Linked DNA regions of Homo sapiens: region 2 is linked to region 1. The links are chromatin contacts, found by Hi-C or POLR2A ChIA-PET in ENCODE. All regions are on one chromosome and are shown on one strand. The core of a region is the stretch at or near the end of the contact, and the rest is flanking DNA. Distances in the headings are between cores, read along the strand shown.

The links. Hi-C counts contacts between places; a loop is a spot of excess contacts on that map. ChIA-PET counts read pairs that join two places held with the same protein, here RNA polymerase II (POLR2A). Pooled maps may share reads with other maps.
Region 2: a loop to region 1 is called in a map with no recorded cell type, with 7 times the contacts of the local background. The contact joins the enhancer-like site here to the promoter of HPSE2 in region 1. A Hi-C loop is called at or near these places in 2 of 37 single-sample maps with no recorded cell type and 1 of 50 pooled maps. POLR2A ChIA-PET finds 5 or more read pairs at or near these places in 1 of 52 experiments (BJ).

Annotation. Positions count from the first base shown.
Region 1 is chr10:99,233,035-99,237,710 of GRCh38, forward strand. It overlaps HPSE2 (heparanase 2 (inactive)), which reads right to left and starts at 2,818. Exons shown (of 12, transcript NM_021828.5): 1 at 2,479-2,818. The coding sequence starts at 2,768. RefSeq lists a silencer at 1,128-1,247 and enhancers at 3,395-3,895, 3,896-4,396.
Region 2 is chr10:98,337,880-98,343,268 of GRCh38, forward strand. No RefSeq gene overlaps it. Among named protein-coding and RNA genes, the nearest start is that of MIR1287, 55 kb to the right of the region's middle. RefSeq lists an enhancer at 2,695-2,824. Within about 2 kb of position 2,497, at least 7 of the 41 ENCODE cell types and tissues checked have a DNase peak (open chromatin) inside an H3K27ac peak, as active enhancers do.

The sequences.
Region 1 (4,676 bases), core at 1,568-4,067:
GGCCCGGCGCCTGAGCTTAAGTGGATTCCTACTTTCTTTCTTTTAATGTCCGAGTTGATTTTCCTTTTTCACTATATTGTAAAAACTGCATTGTTTCCCAAATCCCCGGACGGAGAGATCCCCAGGGTAAACCCTCGCCTTTCCAAGAACACTTCTCCACTCCCGCACCACCACCACCACCACCACACACACACACAGTAAAGGCAAAGTCTCTTTGGCCCCTGAAATAATTCCGCCTGATCTCAGGAAAGGTAACATCCTCCTCCCCACCCCACCCCCGAGTTAGGCTCCATCTTTCTTCTTTCCCACTTGGGGCCGTTTGGAACCGCTAGGGAAAATGAAGCTTGCCGAAATGTGGAACCTGCGCGTTATGGGATACTAAATGAGCACAAAACAATAGCATTTGCATCTATTTAAGGTCAGGATTTCCATCAATAGGTTTTTTAAAAGCCAAAGGCTGCTGCTTTGGGAAGGAGTAGAAAAGGAGCAATGCAGATACTGATAATGCAGAGGGGATCAGCTGTTGAGTTCCGGGTCTGTAAATTATTTTTTAACGCTTTACTGTTTCAGATTCTGAAAACCCAAATCCACATGGTGACGTTAAAGAGCATCATAAAGGAGGTGGATACGAGAAAGAAAAAACAGACTCTGCTTTTGGAGAGTTTTTTGAGAAGAGACGTGGCTACCCCAGGGTCTTGTAACCAGAATGGTCGTTTGGCAGAAGTCTCCGGGACCGCACTCCAGGACAGGCACAGTCAGGGCGTCGCGTGGGCCTACTGTGGCAAAGGAGACGTCCGCGCGAATCCGGTCCTGGGGAAAGGGCAGTTCCAACAACCTTTCATCCAGAAGCCTGCACAGCCAATGCGAATGCGCCCCGCCAGGACTTCTTCCCCGAAAATCTGCCTTCCAGACTCTTTTCTGAGGCAGGAAAGCATTAGGCGAACAGGCAGATTTTTTAAAAAAAGAAAGAAAGCTGGTGGGGGAAAGGGGGTCTGCGCAGCTGAAGGAGTTCAATGAAAGTGGGACAAGCGTTGCGGAAAACTCCGTTGCACCCTACATTCGGACGAGCTCATAGACGCGCTCTGCTGCACGAAAGAGCTTTCGAAGAGGAAGCTGGGCCGCGCGGAGCTGGCTGTTCCGCCCTCGCGGCAACCGCACCAACAGGAACCGAAACGGCCTCGGCAAGGGCAGCTACAGCCTCTCAGTCCTCCGGCTACCTTTCCTCCACGTGGAAGGAGCGCTCCACGTGGCGCCTCCCGCTACCTGCCGCGTCCGCAGACCCGACCCGGGCCAGGGGGACAACCCCAAGAGCTGAGAGGCGGGCGCACCTCAAGAAGCAAAACTCGAATTTCGCAAGGAGTGAAAAATACGAAGGACGCACAACGGACCTGGCCTCGGGGCAAAGTGGGACTGAGAGCGCTGAGGGCTCTTCGAGGGGAACCCACAGCTGAGGCTCCAACTTGTAGGGAATTTTTAAAAACTCAACACTTGGATTCGACATTGCAGAGGATTTATTTCTTATTTTACACTGCAACTCTGTCCCTGATGGGAAGGGATCGCAGTTGCCTAACTGCCAAACTGCAACAACCCGGGAAGAGTGTGAGCCCAATTAGATTACAAGCCCTAGAGCAAAGGGGATCACAAACCTCCGGGTTTGCTAATCTGCTGGTGCGGAGTTCAGATCTCCGAAGCCTCCCTGGAGTATTTCTAGGACTCTTACCGCTTCCCTTATAACGCTGTGACCCCAGCGAGGATTTTTTTTTTCCTTTAAAGAAAAGCTAAACTGTGCAGTTACCGCAGGAGATTTAAGGAGGAGGAACTGGCGGGGGGAGGGGGGCATTCCGTCTATAAAAAGCGCCTTACAAAGTCCTGAAGTCTGGAAATGACAGCGGAGGATATAAAATAAAAAATTTTAACTCCGATCCAACTTGCCCACCACTCAAGCCTCTGCTTAAATTCGTTTTCTGAGAGTGGGAGAGAACTGACGAAACGATCTTTCCGTGGAAAATTCCAGTTTCGTGCAATCCCGCTTGAACACTCACACACACACACTCTCCTGTCTCACATACACACACACACACACACACACACACATACCCATTCCTTTCAGCTCTTTGTTGTTTGAGACCTTTTCTTCGCTTTTGTAACTGCTCTGAACCTCTTGTTTCTTTTTCAGAAGTAGACGGGAAGGCTAATTGTGGATATATGTAAGCACAACATTTTTTCAGTCATAACTGATAAGTTTCTGAAATGCCTTCTGCATTGCAAACATGTGCATCTTAATAGAAAACATTGCTTTTCTCAATCACTAGTTACAGCCTCACAGCACACAATCCAGGAGAAGGAAAACCTCTTTTCTTCTCTTTGAGAGATCTGCTTGGCTTATTTTCTTCTTTCCCCTTTGGAATGGGGGATAGGAAGGGCTTGAGGGGGTGTTACTAAAAAATTTTAAATGATCCATCGAAACCCCTGCCTTACCTTAGGAAATCGAGCCAGCCATCATGAATGATGGACGGATCCAGCTGCAGAGAGAGGAAGTTCTCATTGACTGTCCTGACTGGGTTCTTGGTGCTCACATCAAGTAGAATCAGGGTCTTTTCCTTCAAACCTGCAGCTCTGTCTACAGGCAAGGGTCTCCTGTCTCCAGCCTGGGAGGAAAGGGAGAGATGGAGCAACAGAGCCAAGTAGAGAGCCCCCGGGGCTAGGCACGCGGGGGGGCGGGAGTTGCTGGAGGGCATGGCTTCAGGGAAGGCACAAAGCACCCTCATTCAATCCCTCTGATTTAAACCTCTCTTCCTACTGGGTCTCGCTAGTGACTAATTGTCCTTATCTAAAGTGTGTGTCTGTCCGCCTTTTTCCCCCCTTTTTTTCCCTTCCTCCCACCACCCCCCCAACACACACACACTCTCTCTCTCTCCCGCTCTCTCTCTCTCTCGCTCGCTCGCTCGCTCGTTTTGTTTTTTTCTTTTTTTTTTTTAATTTTTTTTAATTTTTTTTTTCAGTGTTTTGGTGCTGGTGGAGCGAACTCACGCCCCTAGCCAGCCTTCCCCGTGACTCTTGCCAAGAGAACTCGTACACCGGCACCGCCCCTTTAAGAGATTTCTACTGCAGACATTTTTTAACTTTTTAAAGGTAAGGGGAGGGGAGCAGGCGGGAAGGAGGAGAAAAGGGTGGCGTTGTACCCTCCTAATTTAACCCTCTAGGGTCAGGAAGCAGAGGGAGGAATCCAAACCATGCCGTTGTACCGTCTGGGTACAGAGCAAAGGGTCTCGTTTTTACGTCCTTCCCTGAGAGGCTCTGGAGGGCGGTTCAAGCTCCGACTCCGACCCGAAAGCCCCAGCGCCAACCCGGGACGCGCTGGGATAGAGTTCCCACCGACAGCACGCTTGTTTCTCCTGACAGCGTCAGGCACTTCGTCCGCTCAGGGCCCTTTTCTGGTTGAAGCAGCAATACCAAGGGCGGTTAAGTTGCAGAGGGGTCTTGAGGCGGTGATTCCTGTCAAAGCATAGAGCCCTGAAGGACATTCCCCGAAGAGGAGCCCTGATCTCTGTGACGCGTTGGATAGCCACACCGAAGCATCCTCTGACCTCCATAGGGCAAAGAGTAGCAAGAAGGAAAAACATAGTGACCTGGTCAAGCAGCTTTTCCGATCCGAGGGCCAAAAGGGACATGCGCCCTCGCTCTGCTCTGCTCTTCCCGCAACCGAGGAATAAGCGTCTTGGGAGCGTCAATACATGCTGGCTTTGGCCAAGTCGAAGCTACCTGAGCTGTGCTTGGATAGTCAGGGCGGCTCTGCGTCCAACTGTGCCACTTCTTGGCCACTCTATTCTGCTGCACAGGTAGAGTCCCCCCTCCAGACCCTCCTGGAGGTCAATCCTATACTTAGCCCTCCTGCAGGGAAGTGCGCCTTTACAGTGCCAGATGGGACCATAGTGACACTTTCGGGTTTCCATCTCGGCCCCCAGTCAAAACCAGAGTCACATAGCCCTGGATGGGGAATAACAGCCGGAAGCCGCTGTGATGCACGACCCGCCGCTGCTCATTGAGCTTCCACCCCACAACAGCTTGCAAATTGAACTCTAGGTCCTATCCTGAAGCGCGGGAAAGGGATCAGGCACAGTTTGCTGCAGTCACATTGCTGGGCCCCACTTTCGGCTTCTTTCTGAGACAAAATGGGACTTCTACTTGGCAGATGAAGGGAACTACTTTATGTAGTGCGGGCAGTCAGAAACGCAGAAGCGTCCAGGGCCCTCCTTGGTATCAAACAAGCAAAACCCTAAAATGCAGAGCAAGGGTTTTCCCCAGAAGTGGATGGACAAGGGTTAGTCTTAAAGCCCAGCAAACGCTGTAATAGCAACCTGTATCCTCTTACCTCCACCCAGACCAGGATTAACAAATCTGAAAACAGCTGGAATAGATGACCTTCAACTGAAGTTCCCTGAAAAGCCTCTACCAACCTAAGCACCCAGGAAATCGAGATTATGTTGCATTCATCTGTGAAGCGCCATGACGACCTTCTAGAAATAGGACTGCATAAGATGAGGATATGGGAGAAAGCAAATGCAAGTCATATTATTTAAAGATGATTTTTTTAAATCAAGCTGTTACATAGTGAAGTATTGGATGTTGGCTCCAGCCCTAAGGCCTGTTTCCTTCAGTTCCTGAACATTTCTAAG
Region 2 (5,389 bases), core at 1,247-3,746, 900 kb before region 1:
GGAGCCTGAGGTGTGTGGATCATGGGGTCAGGAGTTCGAGACCAACCTGGGCCAACATGATGAAACCCCGTCTCTACTAAAAATACAAAAATTAGCTGGGCATGGTGGCGGGTGCCTGTAATCCCAGCTACTCCGGAGGCTGAGGCAAGAGAATTGCTTAAACCCGGGAGGCAGAGGTTGCAGTGAGCTGAGATCACACCACTGCACTCCAGCCAGGATGACAGAGCAAGACTCTGTCTCAGGGTGAAAAAACAAGTATACAGCTGAAAGCCCAACGCACCTTTCAAACCTCCAGTGACTCCTAAGTTCAAAACGATACACTGTACTTATGAGATATTAGCTGGCTTTCTATTTAAGACCTACAAGCTTTGACTAATTTGGGGTTGGTGACTTTTCCCCCAAAGAAATTCTTATAAAGAGATATTGCTTGGGGATTATGTAGGTTCCCAAAAGGATATTTGCCTAAGGACCCTCCCAACTCAGTCATACGGCCATTTAGTGGTGCAGCCAGAACAAAATGCTTCCTTGGATTTCAGAGCTTGGGCTGTGGCGTCATTTTGACATGGATCCAACCCCAGCTCCACTGACCCACTGAGGGAATCTGAGCAGACTACTCATCATCTCTACGCCTCCCTTTCCTCCTAGGGTTGTTTCAGGATTAAATGATATAATGCTTGTAAAGGCATAGCACGGGCCTGGCATAGTGCTGAAGGTGAACTATTCTTACAGTCTAGTGACCTTCCTGTGACTCAGGAATAGCACCGCCTAGCGAACTCACTTTTGGAGTAGCCTTTCTTTTTTCCAGCTTTGTTGTGATATAACAGACATACAATAAACTACACACATTTAAGTGTACAATTTGATGAGTTTTGACATAGGTACACACCTGTGAAAATCATCACTATCAGAATAATGAACAGATCCATCACCCCAAAAAGTTTCCTTTGCCCTTTTGCAATCCATCCCTCCCTTCTCCTTGTCCCCCAGCAAACACGGATCTGCTCTCTGTCACTATCGATTAGCTTGCATTTTCTAAACTTTTTATAAATGGAAGCATACCATATGATTCATTTTTTGTCGGGCTTCTTTTACTCAGCATGATTATTTTGAAATCCATCCATCTTTGGATGAATCTCAACTTGGTTTCTGTTTTTTTTTTTTCTTTCTGCGCATGGTGGATAAAGTATTTCCAAATGAGAGATGCAGGCCAGTGGGGTGCTTCTCCAAAGTCCCGGCTGGGGTTTCTAGTGTATTATTGCAGCTGCCTGGGGGTTCTAACACTTGTCTTTTGAGCACTCTGATGCTCCCTGTGTCCCAGTATGTGCAAGTGTAGCTGGTTCAAAAGCCACAGGACTTACCAGGGTGCACACCAGACTCTTGGACGCAACTTTTTCACATTGCGTGTGCCTAGACTTCATCCCCAGGGCTTCAAAGGTCTGAAGTGTGGCCTGGTTGTGAAACTCTGTTTTGAAGTAATGCCACTAATTTCCAAAACTCACCTGGGCAGTGAACACATAAGCAAAAGGAAGGGAGTTCAGGCTGGGCGTGGTGGCTCATGCCTATAATCCCAGCACTTTGGGAGGCCAAAGTGGGCAGATCACTTGAGGTCAGGAGTCCAAGACCAGCCTGGCCAACACAGAGAAACCCCGTCTCTACTAAAAATACAAAAATTAGCCAGGCGTGGTGGTGGGTGCCTGTAATCCCTGCTACTTGGGAGGCTGAGGCAGGAGAACTGCTTGAACCAGGGAGGCAGAGGTTGCAGTAAGCTGAGATTGTGCCACTGCACTCCAGCCTGGGTAACAGAGTGAGACCCTCTCTCAAAAAAAAAAAAAAAAAAAAGGGAGTTGAGGTAGCACCTGATGGTAGGAATCACATTCCATAGAAGATCTGCTATGGGCTGCTCTGTGCACCTGAAAGACCTTGTAAGACATCTGTGGGCCAAGGTGAGTGTGGTACCCACAGTTTTAACAACCACATGTGAAAATAAGTCTGCTCCCTGGGTTTATTTCAGTATTTAAGCACACGTGACCAGAGGGCCACTGCGTGTTGTGTGCATCCGGAAATAAACAGGGTGGTACCATCACCTGCCTGCCCATGCAGTTCCAGAAAACCACACTCAAGAGGACACGGAAATCAATATTGAAAATGAGACACTCAAGTTACCACAAAGAGCTATTTTTGCTTATTCCAAATTGCTCTGTTTCTTTAAGCAGCTATTTGCAGTCAGCCTCTTCTCTGGCTATGTATAGGAATGGCTCAGGCAATCTAAAAAAGAAAGAGGAAAAAGAAAAGAAATCCGCAAATAGGTTCACACCCCAGGGATAAATCTGGGGCATTTGCAAACGTGGTACAAGTCAGTTATTTTCCCAAATACCCAGCCTCTCCAAATTCTACCCACGGGTTGGGAACCATCAAGAAATAAATACCCAGGTACATTAGCGGGTCACTTTCTAGTAAGTGCTCAGAATTTAAAAATAGAGATTTGAAAGGAAATGTCTCCTTTGCCTCTAGTAGGGGGCAGCTCTCTGCTCTGTCTTTTGCTCTGCTATTCTGAGACCACGTTCTGGTGGCAGGTGAGGGGAAGCTCAGGTCTATTTTTAAAACCTTCTGCTTCTCTGACTGTTGCCAGGGAGAACTTGGACAAAAGAGCAGTGCAGAGAAGGGAGGGAAGATCACCGTGAACACTGGTCCAGTGAGTCACTCAGCAATTGTGTGCTGGTTCTACCACCCCCAAAGACATCGGATCTCCCCCCTCAGCTCTATCTCCTTTGCTGCCACCTTGTCTGGGTCACTGTTATTTTTCACCTTGGCCAAGTGGACTTCCTGTTCTTACCCCTGGCTCTTCCAGTCTGTCCTCCACCCTGGAACCAGAGAGAGCTTTTTAAAAGTGCAAATTGGACTGAATCACAGCTCGCATTAATATAAATGCATAATAAAAAGTCTGGAAGCTGTTAATAGTGAGTGTCTCTGGGGCAGGGGCGAAGGGAGACTAGAATGTTTTTACTATGCCTGCTTCTGTGCGGTTTGAATTTTATACCAGCAGCTTGTATTTCTTTCATAATTTTAAAAGAATCTCAAACGTTTAATTTGGTCCCTGCACTCTAGGAGTTCTTAATCTTGCATTTGAGTCCCCAACACTAAAAAGTCTATGAATTATGCTTGTTCATTATGGCCTTAAGGAGCAGAAGCTGCCATCACCGAGTGGAAGTGATGAAAGTGAGTATTAAGAAAGAGTGTGCTGATAAGCAGAGCTGCCTGAAGGTGGGCTGGTGAGCCAGCACAGGCAGTGTGCCAGGGCCAGGGCAGATGTCCCAGCTGAGGCTGGTGCCCTTTGCTGCAAAGTGGTCACTTGCCCTTGGGGTCCCTGCAGTTCTGTGACTCCATGGGATGCCCTGGCAGATACTTTTTTTAGCCTGACAGCTTTCTTTCATTTCTACCTCTAGTTTCTTTTTTTTTTAATTGTTATTTTTATAGATTCGGGGACTACAAGTGTAGTTTCGTGATGTTGATATATTGAGTGGTGGTGGAGTCTGGGCTTGTAGTGTAACCATTACCTGAATAGTGTACACTGTACCTATTAGGTAATTTCTCATCCTTCATTCCCCTCCCACCATCCCACCCTTCTGAGTCCCCAGTGTCTTTCTACTAGGTCCATGTGTACACATTCCTTAGCCCACTTATAAGTGAGAACATGCAGCCATCTGCAATTTCTTTTTTTTAAGTGAGAACATGTAGCCACCTGCAATTTCTTTTCTTTTTTTTCTTTTTTTTTTTTTTGAGACAGAGTCTCACTCTGTCACCAGGCTGGAATGCAGTGGCATAATCTTGGCTCACTGTAACCTCTGCCTCCCAAGTTCAAGGGATTCTCTCGCCTCAGCCTCCTGAATAAGCTGGGATTACAGGTGCCCGCCACCACGCCCGACTAATTTTTGTATTTTTTAGTAGAGACGAGGTTTCACCATGTTGGCCAAGATGGTCTCCATCTCTTGACCTCGTGATATGCCCGCCTTGGCCTCCCAAGATACTGGGATTACAGGCGTGAGCCACCGCGCCTGGCCAGCCACCTGCAATTTCCATCAGACAAATACAGTCCTGCAAGTCATAACTTAATCTTGTAGTTTCCTGTGCCCTGAAGGTATGCACAGCAGTTCTTCTACAAGAAAAAAGAACACACAAGATCTATATGGAGTCAAATTGGATACTAGAGTTGGAAGGAGGAGACTCCAGGAACCTCCTTCCTGCCAGGGAGGAACCATCAGCACAAGCATTCCCAGCTAACCTTCCCCCTGCAGCTTCAACTATGGAAGCCACTTCACTTGTAAGTCAAGTCCCATGGGTGCCTGCCCGTGCCTGCCTCCCCCGCCTGCATTCTGGTCCCTCCACTCACTCCCTCGGGCGCAGTGACGCCTCTGGATGCAGCTCATTGTTTGGCTTCTGGAAGAGAAGTCATACACCTGTCCAAAGGGATGACATATCTTTCCAGCTGTCATTATTCTTATTGTGGAATAAATAGAGATATTAGTTTGATTGGACAAGCACTTTATGGAGTCTACCTTGTTCCCTGTAGTCTCTCAGACATTTACAAATCGGTTGAACCATGTTTTTATTTTCTCCACCACCTCAAGGCCATACCATTTCTCTTTTTAATATACAGACTATGCCTTGCACAGAGTAAGTGCCAATAAATATTTGTTGAATTGATTTTCCTGTTCAGAGATGTGGCAGAAAGACCCTCTTGTTTTGTGTGCATAATTCTTCTGTGTGGCGATTGTTGAAATCCTTTCTTATGGATACTGGTCATATCGGCCAGCACCAGGCCAAGTCTCAGGGTCTGAGCTGAATATTACCTGGGTCAACAACCAAAGGCGACCTAAAGCTGAGCACAGATTGTGGTGGGAGAAGGGAGACCATAGAGGGTAAAAGGAGAACAATTCCAGTCCCTCACAGACAGGGATGAATATATGCTGCAGGCAGGAGTCAAGGTAAGAGGCTGAGAGCCCATGAGATGAGGAGCGGGTGACGGAGTAGAGAGAAAAGAGGGATGATATGATGGGTTCAAGGTCAAGGTGGTGGCCAAGGGCGGCCAAGCCAGTCATCCTGGGTTTGCATCCTCGTTCATGCTAGATGCCACTTTGGACAACTCTCTTAACTCCATAGAACCACATCAGCTCCATCTCTATAAGACCAGGGGGCTCATAGTCACTGTGGGGATTTAACAAGGGAACTAGTATTTGTGAAAACACTGTAAACTGGGAAATGTAAATGCAAATAGAAGGCAAATTTGCAACATTTGGAAACATCTCCTATCCTTAAATAATTTTTTGTAAGTCTTCCTCTGCTTTCTCATTCCTCTTGAAGGTTTATTCCCAGGAACCTGGGGTCTTCAAGC